2 separate regions of the Homo sapiens genome follow, and region 2 is linked to region 1. Evidence: read pairs that join two places in POLR2A ChIA-PET (ENCODE). Cell type or tissue: Caco-2. All regions are shown on one strand. Links, peaks and the distances in the headings refer to the core of each region. The heading gives the core; the rest is flanking DNA.

Region 1 (5,370 bases), core at 202-5,201:
AGGAACGTCTCATCTAGGTTAGATCTAAGGAGGAACTTTTCCACTGGGGCTGAAAAGCTCCAAAGGGAGGAAGATCTCTAATCCCCAAGATCTTTTCTAAAATCATACTGAATTCTTGATTATTAAAGTTACACATGTTCATTGGAGAAGATCTCCTGGGATTTTCCGTAATCCCATCACCGACGGTTAAGGTTTTGAGGTTGGTGGTGCTTGCGTGGTATTTTTGTTCTTTTTTGCAGTACATACGCACACTTTTACACCGTGGAGACTAGACCAAGAACACAGTATCACATCCTGTGTTTTCAACCTCATATTCTACGGTCAGGGCTCTGTAGAGAGCTCTTGAGAGAAGGACGAATGTGCTGCACTGTTGCTTTGATTTGGTGTTGGGCTGCTTCATTCCTCTATCTGGGGGAGTTAGGATGAAGCAGCCCCCTCCCAGGGTCCGGGCCACCTTACCTGAAGCCGAGGAGGATCGCAGAGGCGATAACCAGAGCAGAGAAGGAGAGTGCGTAGCCCACCGTGTAGATGATGTAGAGGAACAGGAGCTGCTCCTCCGGGGAGCTCTGTGGCACACGGGGGACATACGTGTACATGGGCAGCCCATGGCCCTCTTCCCACAATCTTCCTTCCCATGGCACAGAGACAGAGCTGGGGCCCCAAGTCAGGACTCACCGGGGATACCAAGACCAAGAAAGAGAATAACCGTAACCTACGGCGATGGTTCTTGGATATCTTGGGCCCTGTTCCAAGGCCAGAGAGGTGAATACACACCACCTTTGTCCAGAAAGCATGGTGTGCAAAGCCCCCAGAGGCAAGGAGATGGATGAAATGACCACAGATGCCCCCATCAAAGCCAAGGGTCTTTGCTCCAGTGAAGTGCTCCAAGACATGGCTCCCCGCTCCCTGGCTCAGAACCCCGCCTCAACTCACTCTTTCCCCTCGCTTGGACTCCTCGCACTCCGACAAGTCCCTCCAGGGCAGGCTGGAGTTGTCCTTCTGCAGCCAGAGGCCTTCAGCTGTGCAGAACCGGTACACGTGGCCCTGCGGCACTGGGGTGGGGAGACCTGGCCCTGAGCCTCAGCCCAGAATAGGGCAGCCTGCCCAGTGCTAGATGCTCCCCTTCCTCCCCATTCTGAGGGCTATCCCTGCTCCCCCAGAATGGACTACTCTGAGTTAGTGACATCCTTTTCCCTTCTTTACACACAAACACACACACACACACCTGGACCTTCCTCCCCTGACATATACGCTGTTGGTCCAGGGACAAGACAGGGGGCCACCAAGGCAGGGGCTCCTCAGCTCCACCCTCAGCCCTGCCTCTCGGCAACCCTAGGACACAGTTTAATGAATTCATGCCTTTGAGATGACAGGAGTTTAGCTCAGTTCCATGTCCCTGCCTCCAGCCTCAAATCACACTACTGACAAGGTCTGGCACCGACCAGCAGCAGCCGTGCCTGCCCCGCAGTCACTCGCTATTTCTGATTTTTAGGACTCAGTGCCCACCTCCCTCCCACACTCCTTGGGGAGAGCAGACCCTGGGAACAAGGTTGGCACTGAGTTCCCAAGAGAAGGGAAGGAAGACAGAGCACTGATCTGAGAGAGAGAGAGACACAGCCCTGCCCATAAGAAGTTCTAATCTGATGGAGGAGACACAGACCTACCTGCAAGGACCCCCTGGTCTAAAAGGAGTACACGGCCTCTTGGTCGTATGCAGCCTTGGCCTTTGGAGATCCCCCATAGAAAAAGGGAATACCCAGCTCCTACCTTCACATAGACTCTAATTATAGGTTGGAAATGGAGATAGCCCTTGGAGAGAGGAAAGGGATCCAGCCCCCGTCCTCAGGGAGCTCCCCTGTCTGAGGATGGTGGCACCGTCCCTGTCTTCAGAGAATCAAGACTCACACAGAAAAAACAAAAAAGACCTGAGAAAGGAAGAGCATAGATGGAAACTAACAGAGATCAAACACAGGCCCTGCAGAGGCAAGGCGGGGCATTGCCTGTGCCCATTCACATCCCAGCAGAGGCTGTCCCCCACCATGCCCCATGTCCACCTACCAGGGAGATGGCTGGCCTGTGGCCTCAGGTTTGATGTGAGGCTGATAGAGGCCACTGCTTACTTGTGTCCAGGAGGAAATGGTTCATTCCTGGCCTCTCTGTAGGGGAACTTAAGTTTGACACCAGGGCCAATGAACTTGGGACAAAAGGGCACAATGAGAGGGTGGGGGGATATTGACCTGTAGGAAGAACAGGGGGACCAAGGAGAGAAGCTGCAGCCAGGACAAACTTTAAAAGAGTTCAACATTCTAAAAGACTAGAAGATTTTAAAGACCAGTTTTCCCAGCTGTGGGAGGAAGGAGGGAGTGAAGGCCAGAGAATGGAGAAGGCACCAGAGGCCCACTGGGGGCAGTGGCTGCTCAGTGTTCATGTGGAGAGACAGCAGTCAGAACTGGGTCTCGGCTGGGTGTGGTGGCTCATGCCTGTAATCCTAGCACTCTGGGAGGCCGAGGCAGGTGGATTGCCTGAGCTCAAGAGTTCGAGACCAGCCTGGGCAACATGGTGAAACCCCATCTCTACTAAAAATACAAAAAATTAGCCAGGCATGGTGGCGTGCGCCTGTAGTCCCAGCTACTCAGGAAGCTGAGGCACGAAAATCACTTGAACTTGGGAGGAGGAGGTTGTAGTGAGTTAAGATCAAGCCACTAACTACTCCAGCCTAGGCGACAGAGTGAGACTCTGCCTCAAAAAAAAAAAAAAAAAAAGAACTGAGTCTCCTGAGAAGAGGCTTCATTAATGTGGGGTGTGTGTGTGTGTGTGTGTGTGTGTGTGTGTGTGTTATGTGTCTGTGTGTGTGTGTGTGTGTGTACACGATGGGGACTGTGGCAGCCCCAGGGCCTGACCCTCAGGGGTGCAGGACAGGGGCAACCATCTAGTCTGGGAGTTCTATTTTTCACCCTAGCAAAAAATGTGGCAGGGACAACTTTACTGCAGAGTCTGGTGACAGCCTCTTCCAGCACTGTCAGCAAGGCCTGCCAATGGACCTTGCCCTCCCCTAACCCTGATCCCAGACACCAGGACAGCCTCCCTGCTCTTTCTTCTCCTCCTTCCCAGCTCCTTTCCCAAACAAACCCTGAACCAGGTCCCCCTTCAAGACACAGAAATTATCTGGTAACACAGTGGGGCAAGTCAGCTTGCAGCATGACTCCTTCTGGAAGAACCTGCATTTTAAAAGATACTTCACCTGGGAGAAAAACAAAAACCTGAAAATCTAATGGTGAAACTGACAGCAGTGGGAACGATGGTGTTCCAATACCCTTCGAACGCATTTATGAACAAAATCAGGTGTACCCCCAACGGCAGAGAAGGGGAGGCACGTGGTCTGATTTTAGCAACGCGAAGGGCCCCTCTCAAGCCCACAAATGCCTCTCTTATCTGCTGCATGGATGCCTGAGATTCTTCACTGGGGCCAAGTCTTCTGACGTGAGGCAAAATCAGTGTTTTCCTGTAGATACCCCCAAAAGCAGTGATGGGGACCTGAGCTGACTCCATGCGGAATGAGATGGTGTCAGAGCCTGCACTAGCAGCCTGCTTTGATGGGAGGAAATGGGGAGAAAGGAAGAAGGTTGAGGGACCAGAGAAAAGAAGACACAGCCATGGAACCACAGGCACACAAACCATCTAAAGACCCGCATACCCAGGACTCAGCCTGCAACCGTGTGATGCTAGTAAGATGCACTTCCCACAGCTGGCACAGGGCCTGGCATACAGTAGGCACTGCCTTGTTGCAGATTCCTTCACAACATGCTCCTTACTTGCTCTTTCCATAGGCTGTGCCTTCACAGAATCAGTTTTTGAACACCTACTGTACACCTGACACCTTTGGACATTAGAACCACCTTTCAAGGTAGGAACAGTTAGTCCCATTGTACATATGAAGAAACTGAGCCTCTGAGAAGCCAAACAACTTGCCTAAGATCATCAACTAGAAAGTAGCAGAGTCAAGACTAAAATCCGCCAGCTCTTTGCCTCCGGAGGTCCCAAGTTAGCAGCCAAACTTGCTGTTAATAGGAAAGAATGTGGCATGTGCCATTCTCCTCTGCCCTTCCTCTGGGCTCAGATTTCTCAACATTCAGTCTCCTCCCAGCAGGCCCCCTTGCCAGTGTGGACCCCCGGCCGCTGCACCATTCCTGCTCCCTCTGTTCAGAGCCAGTTGGGAGGGTGGGGAGGTGGTGTGTGCACAGATGTGTGCATTACTAGCACAGAGTCAAAGGATCACTGTGTCCCTCGCTCAGTGAGCCTGTGCAAGTGCATCTGTCAATTACCCTTCATTAACATCAAATATTAAAAGCCAGGCTGGTTCCTGGCTGGGCCCATGATCCCCAGATGCCCACCTTGGCTGGAGGTGGGGTGGGTCAGGGCATAGCCCTACTTATCAACCCAGCTTTATCTGACTTGGGAGGAGCTGGTAAATCACAGCCAGGGATTTGGCTCAAGGCTTGTCAACACAGGGAGGCAGCAGGGCAGCCACATGCCAGGAGGCCCAGGGATATTTCATTAAGCCAGACCCTGCTGCTGGAAATAAAACCCCCAATTAAACACTTCCCCTCCCGGAAGCTGCTGCGGCGCCTGTAATCAAGCTAACAGCCGCCCTTCCACGTGGATGCTGGCACTCAGGGCTGTGGAGAGCTGCTCATGAATCCATTAGCTCCTGCACCCTGGCAACGAGGTGGCCAGCAAGGACTACTGGGCCCCCATTTTACAGATGCAGAAGCTGAGACTCAGAGAGGCCAGGCACAGGGCCTCCCCAAGGGAGTGAGGTGAGGGTCAAAGGCCAGGCTCGAAATGAAGGCATCAGCTCAAGGCCAGGGTGAAGGGTACTGTAGAGCATCAGGGCTTAGGAGAAGGAGCTCAGGTTCTGAACAACACAGACTCAAGTTCAAATCCTGGTTCTGCCTTCAACCAGCTGTGGGATGTTGAGCATGTCCCTTCACATCCTCAGGCCTCAGTTTCCTTATCTGTAAAATGGGAAGCATAATGACTTCCCAGAAGATAAAGCATGTGAAGTGCCCGGTACATAGTAGACCTTTGAAACATCCTCCCCCATGCCGGTTTCTTGAAGGGGCACTCCTTCACTGAGGCTGGAGATGGAGCTTGTGACACCACTTCAGCCAGAACTCCTCTGGGGACAAGCTTGGGCCTCAGTTTCCCCTTGGCAACCCCAGGCTGTCGTAAAAACCCCCAGGCTCCACATTACTCAGGGGAGGCACCCGCCAGAGTTTCCAAGAACTGTGAGTTATAGGTTATTTTTAAAGCATTTTATGACTCTCATATAATTAGAACTAAGCTAACAAACAGGTAGGGATCAGGAGG
Region 2 (5,370 bases), core at 248-5,247, 230 kb before region 1:
CCCTGCCCCACTCCAATCACAAAACCTCTCTCAACCTGTCTGGGGACCCATATCAGCTCATAGCCTGGCGGTAGGAAAAGCAACCAGGGTTGGGTACTTCCCACCCTGTGACCTGCTCCCCACACCCCACCAGCACATCGTCCAGAAGCATGAATGCAAAACCATCCAGACCCCTCCCAAGAGCCACAGACAAAACCCTCTGCCCCCTGCTTCCCCATGGGTTTGGGACCCTGTTCAGCTTTTGCTCACACTCCAACCTTTCCACAACTTTATAGGCCCTCATGTATTATTTCCTGGACTCAGGCAGTTGTATGTCTATATTCTGACTCTATCCCTTGCTGTGTGACATCTGAGAAGTCACATAACCTCTCTGAGCCTCAGTCTCTCCATCCATAAAATGAAAATCCTGAGAACAACCTCGGGATTGTTTTGATAAGTGTGGAGGAAGGGAGGTGGGGGAGTTGGTAACAGATGAGAAAGCATCCATGTCCTACCTTATACTTAATAGGGCTCAAAAATACTTGTGCCCCTCCTTTTTTTCTTCCTCTTGGTCTCAACCTTCTCCTTCTCCACCCTCTTTCATCAGGAAGCTCATGAAGCCCAACTGTACCTTTTCCTCCAAGAAGTCCCCCTGGACTTGCCTGTCTTTTAGCCTCCAATGGGCTTGGGAGGGGCAGAAAATGATGTGGGGATGGAAGGAATATATTTTTCAAAGCTCTGTTTTGGAGAGGGCAGCTCCCAACCAGCCCACTGGCTGAGGCCTCTAAGGGTCAGGCTCTTGGCTTGGGGGCTCGGGGCCAGAGCAGAGGGGTGGGCGTGAGTCCTCAGCACCACTCTCTAGTTGTTACTCTGTCTTGGCTCCCTCTCTCCATCCACTCTCTGACTTTCTCTGAACCCCTGAACTCCATGCGCTGTGTCACCAGGCTCCTTCCGTCTTTGACTTCCAGTTTGATCAGGCCTGAGAGGGGCCATGATGGAAGGTAGGAGGAGAGAGAAGTTAGGGTTGTATCAGCCCTCTCTCTGCAGGCCCTGGCTTTGGGAGTGGCTGCACTCCCAGGGTCGTGGCATCAGCTGGGTGATGTAATAGCATCACCCTTGCCCTTCAGCCCCAGAGTAGTAATGACTCCCCACTGTTGCTGATCCCTGGGAGTCATACCGTGTCATGCACGTGGACCTGCCCACACTCTACACATAGTTTCTTCATTACATGCTCTTCAACGGGCCCTTGGAAAGTGCCATCTGTGCCCAGCAAGGACAGGACTGATCCCAACACCCAGTTCATCAATCTTTTACTGTTTCCCTGCAGCCTGCTGGGGGAGTGGGGCTCAAAGTACTGAATTAAAGTCATGGAAGAATCAATTCAGCCACCCTGACTAGGGAGTGACTTGCTCTGAGTGATGGCAAGAGGGTAGAGACCCAGGCAGGAGGCCAGGAAGACCCCGTCGCCCTTGCCTGTGGGGACAGTGGCAGAAGGGAAGGAACAGAAGCTCCCCCAAGCTGTGTTGTCAGCCCTGCAGAGAAGTCAGGCAGGAAGGGACAGATCATGTTCCCCACAAGGAACTCCTCCATCAGACTGGGGGCTTCACGGCATCAGAAACAATGCCTCCCCCATGTGACTAGGTGCTCCCTAGGTGCAGGGGCTGTGTTTAACTCATCTTTTCCCTGTACCCCCAATGTCTAATTCCTCAGTGCAAAACTTAGAGACACAGAAGTGGATAAAATGTGATCCCTGCCATCTAGTAGGGAAGCAGATTCATGTAAAAGGCCCCACCAAGCAGTGCAGTCCATGTTGTGCTGGTGGGCCCGGGTTCAGTCCCAGGCCCGCCACTCACTCCTGTGTGACTTTGGCAAATCACTTCACCTTGGGTGACCAACTCATTTCATCTTTCCTCTCATCCTCACACTGTCCTGAGAAAGTACCATCTCCAAGGAACCCCCTTATTTCCAGGAAAAGCGGGACACTTGTGCCTCCTACTTAGCCTCCCTATGCCTCAATTTCCTCAAATATGAAGTAGAAATGCTAATAGCGGTATCTGCCTTATATGGAAAGCTGTTGTGTGGATTAAATGTGTTAATGTAAATCGAGAACCTAGTGTCTGGCGCAGTGCAAGTTCTATACGATTTGTCTTCTCCATTTGAATTCCCCACAAGTGGATCCTGGGACAGGATCTGGCTGCAAATAGTTTATTTGGGAAATGATTCCAAGAAGCATGGAATTAAAACAAGAGAAGAAAAGGGAAACAATGCAGACAGCATTAATGAGCAGGTGACCACTGTGGGCAGTTGCGCTCCTTCCCGCTGGAGACCTCTGCAAGCCTGCATAGAGCATGGCTTACAGTTGTCCCCTCTAAGGGGTAGAGAGCCGGGGGCATATATTCCCCAAATCCCATTCCTCATCACTTGGAGTAGGATGGTGTTAACTCCCCAGCATTTGCGGATTGGAAACCTGCAGCGTACATGAGCATGGTGGGTGCAGAGCAGGCAGGGCACTGTCAGCGTCTGCTGCGTATATGTCAACCATTCCTGTAACGTACAAGAGGCATGAGGGCAGACAGGAACACCCACTTGGCTATGGGAGAGGGGAGCCAAGGCAGGACGGGAATACATCTGGGTGAGCTTTGAAGGATGTGTAGGAGTTTTTCATGCAGAGGAGAAGGCAGGCCTTGTAATGGTGGGTGCAGAATAAATGTTTAAATGAATGCCTAGTAAGTTGAGAGTGATTCAAATGCTTGAGCTAGTGGGGCTGACTCAGTGCTGGAGAGCCATAGGTGGTCAGAAGGAGAGGTGATACAGTCAGCCTGGAGGCATCAGGAAATTCTGGATCAAGGTATGAGGACCTGAACTGGTCCCTGATCAGCAGGTAGGGAGGAGGGAGAGTAGGCCAGGTAGAAGAACCTCAAGAGCTAGGCAGAGGAGTTGGAATGAGGCGGGACAGAAGGAGTGCTAAGACAGGGAAGAGAAGGGAAGGAAAGGGAAAGGTAAATGGAAAAGAAAGGAAGAAAGAGAAGGAAACAACTGAACTTGAGGAAGAAGAAGAGACACAGGACTCTATATCACAGGGGTAGAAGGAGAACCATGGAGTCTGGCATCACACAGGTCAAAGGAAGAGAGAGCAATGACATGGTGGCATTGCGTTCTCAAGTCCTGAGTCCTACCCAAAGTGGAGGCCAAAGCCATCTGGAACACTTTCCAGGACAGGTGAGCCCTGAACCACCAGGAGACTACTGTGAGCCCAAGAACATGAGCTTCGTGGGAAGAAGGCTGCAGGGACCCTGGGAGTAAGAGTGAGCTGAGGGCAAGGCACTGTCTGCAAGCCAGAAGGGAGGAGGGTTCCAGAGGTTATTACCGGAGCTGTACAAATATTGTTGTTTTGACTGGTAGTGGAGATTGTTTTATTTTTTTCCCCAGGAACCACAAGTGTGATGTGCGGGCTCATTTTAGAACATGACACCACAGGGAGAGCAACAACCTCTGGCCTCTCCTTCCCCACTTCTCCTGGTGAGATAGATGCTTGCAGGCACGCGCACACACACACACACACACACACACACACACACACGATCCACTAAAAAGTAACCCAAACCACAAATGTTCAATCCACCAATGCCAAGGCTCTGCTGGAAATTCCTAACTTCTTGTGATGGTAAGAATACCACTCCCCGACTTTTTTAAATATGTAAAGCAATGACAACAGTACCTGGAATGTAAAAAAAAGGCCAAAAACAAAAAAAAAACAAAGAAAACAAAAAAAACCCATGAATTCATTAGCTATTATTTAGAGGCTGAAAAGCTCAGCGGCTAAGAGCACAGACAATGGAGCCACATTATGTTCGGCGCTCAGCTGCTCCGCTCACTGCTGTGTGACAGACTGTGGAAAGGTGCTTAACCTGTCGGTGCCTCGGTTTCTCCACCTCTAACATGGGAATAGTAATAGTACCTCCCACACATGGTTGCTAGGATAAGGGGGTTAATGCATGGAAAGAGTTCAGAAAATGGTCTGCCTCAGACATCAATAAACATGAGTCATCATCTCATCACCTCCTGCCCATGGAAGGAAGAAGAAATGACCCCCATCCCACCCAAGCCTATGTCACAAACTCCCACTACCTTGAAACCAACTATGCCTTGGGCAGTAGTGTCCTGAGACTGGGAGAATGGAGGGAGGGAGAAGGAGAGAGAGAGAGAATATGAGTGACACCCAAAATTCATGCATCCAACGGAAATATCAGATGCTCAAAGGGCTTGATTCCAAGACTGTGTGAACCTCCTGTTTTCACCCCAGAACTCCATCTGGGGCCTGGGGCCATGATCTCTCTGCCTACCCCTAGTAGGGAGGAGGGAGGTCTCATCCAATCCAGAGGAGACCCTGCTTGTTTAAGTTAAGCTAAGTTCCAAGGCAGAGCCGGCAGGTGAACTGAGGTCTAGATCTGGTCATGGTTAGATTATTATTCTTTGTTGGGTTTGTCTGGGGAGAGAGGAGGTGAAGTGTGCACCATTTTTAGGTTTGGCTTGGAGCAGTGGCTCTCAAACTGAGTGTGCACCTGTATGACCTGGAGGGCTTATTCAACTGCACATCGCTGGCCCCACCCCAAGCATCTGATTTCTAAGATAATTTGCTTTTCTAACAAGTTTTCATGCTGATCCTGCTGGCCCAGGAAGCATGCTTGGAGAACCACTGGTTTAGGAGATGAACAGACCTAGAGAGACTTTGTCTGAATCCCAGTTCCACTCCTAGGAGCTGTGTGACCTTGGTCAGTCTCTTAAACTCTTGGGCCTCAGTCTCCCTCCTTTTTTTTTTTTTTTTTTTTTTTTTTTTGAGACAGAGTTTCTCTCTGTTGCCCAGGCTAGAGTGCAATGGCGTGATCTCGGCTCACTGCAACCTCCACCTCCTGGGTTCAAGTGATTCTCCTGCCTCAGCCTCCCAAGTAGCTGGGATTGCAGACATGTACCACCACGTCTGGCTAATTTTTGATTTTTAGTAGAGACGGGGTTTCTCCATGTTGGCCAGGCTGGTCTTGAACTCCCAACCTCAGGTGATCTGCCCGCCTCGGCCTCCCAGAGTGCTGGGATTACAGCGTGAGCCACCACACCTGGCCAGTCTTTTAAAAATTTAAAATTTTAAAATTGACATTCTAATACTTGTCCTCAGAGTAGCTGTGCAGATTCAATGAGGACATGGAGGTGAAGTGGCCAGCACAGTGCCCAGCTCCCCATAAGTACCCACAGTGACTATTGCTATTATTCCTTCAGTGGCTGGGACTGGGGTTTTGCTCAGGTATGTGCTCTTCCTAATTAATGATGTTCCCCCCAGTCATCAGCCAGGCACATGGCTTCCCAGAATAAAGATCACATTTCCCAGGCACCCTTGAG

What was found. ChIA-PET counts read pairs that join two places held together with the same protein. Peaks named below come from ENCODE experiments on the same cell type or tissue, not always from the same donor. Only the 100,000 strongest peaks of a DNase experiment are listed, where the experiment ranks them.
Region 2: POLR2A ChIA-PET joins it to region 1 with 5 read pairs; 2 of 35 experiments call an interaction of 5 or more read pairs at or near these places.

What each region holds. Positions count from the first base shown.
Region 1 is chr6:39,061,393-39,066,762 of GRCh38, reverse strand. It overlaps GLP1R (glucagon like peptide 1 receptor), which reads right to left. Exons shown (of 13, transcript NM_002062.5): 4 at 934-1,052; 5 at 460-566. Among named protein-coding and RNA genes, the nearest start is that of MIR9983, 10 kb to the left of the region's middle. In Caco-2, for the core only: no CTCF peak of the experiment used is centred there; DNase peaks (open chromatin) are centred at 2,442, 3,042 and 3,442.
Region 2 is chr6:39,290,083-39,295,452 of GRCh38, reverse strand. No RefSeq gene overlaps it. Among named protein-coding and RNA genes, the nearest start is that of KCNK17, 22 kb to the left of the region's middle. RefSeq lists an enhancer at 3,486-3,987. In Caco-2, for the core only: no CTCF peak of the experiment used is centred there; no DNase peak of the experiment used is centred there.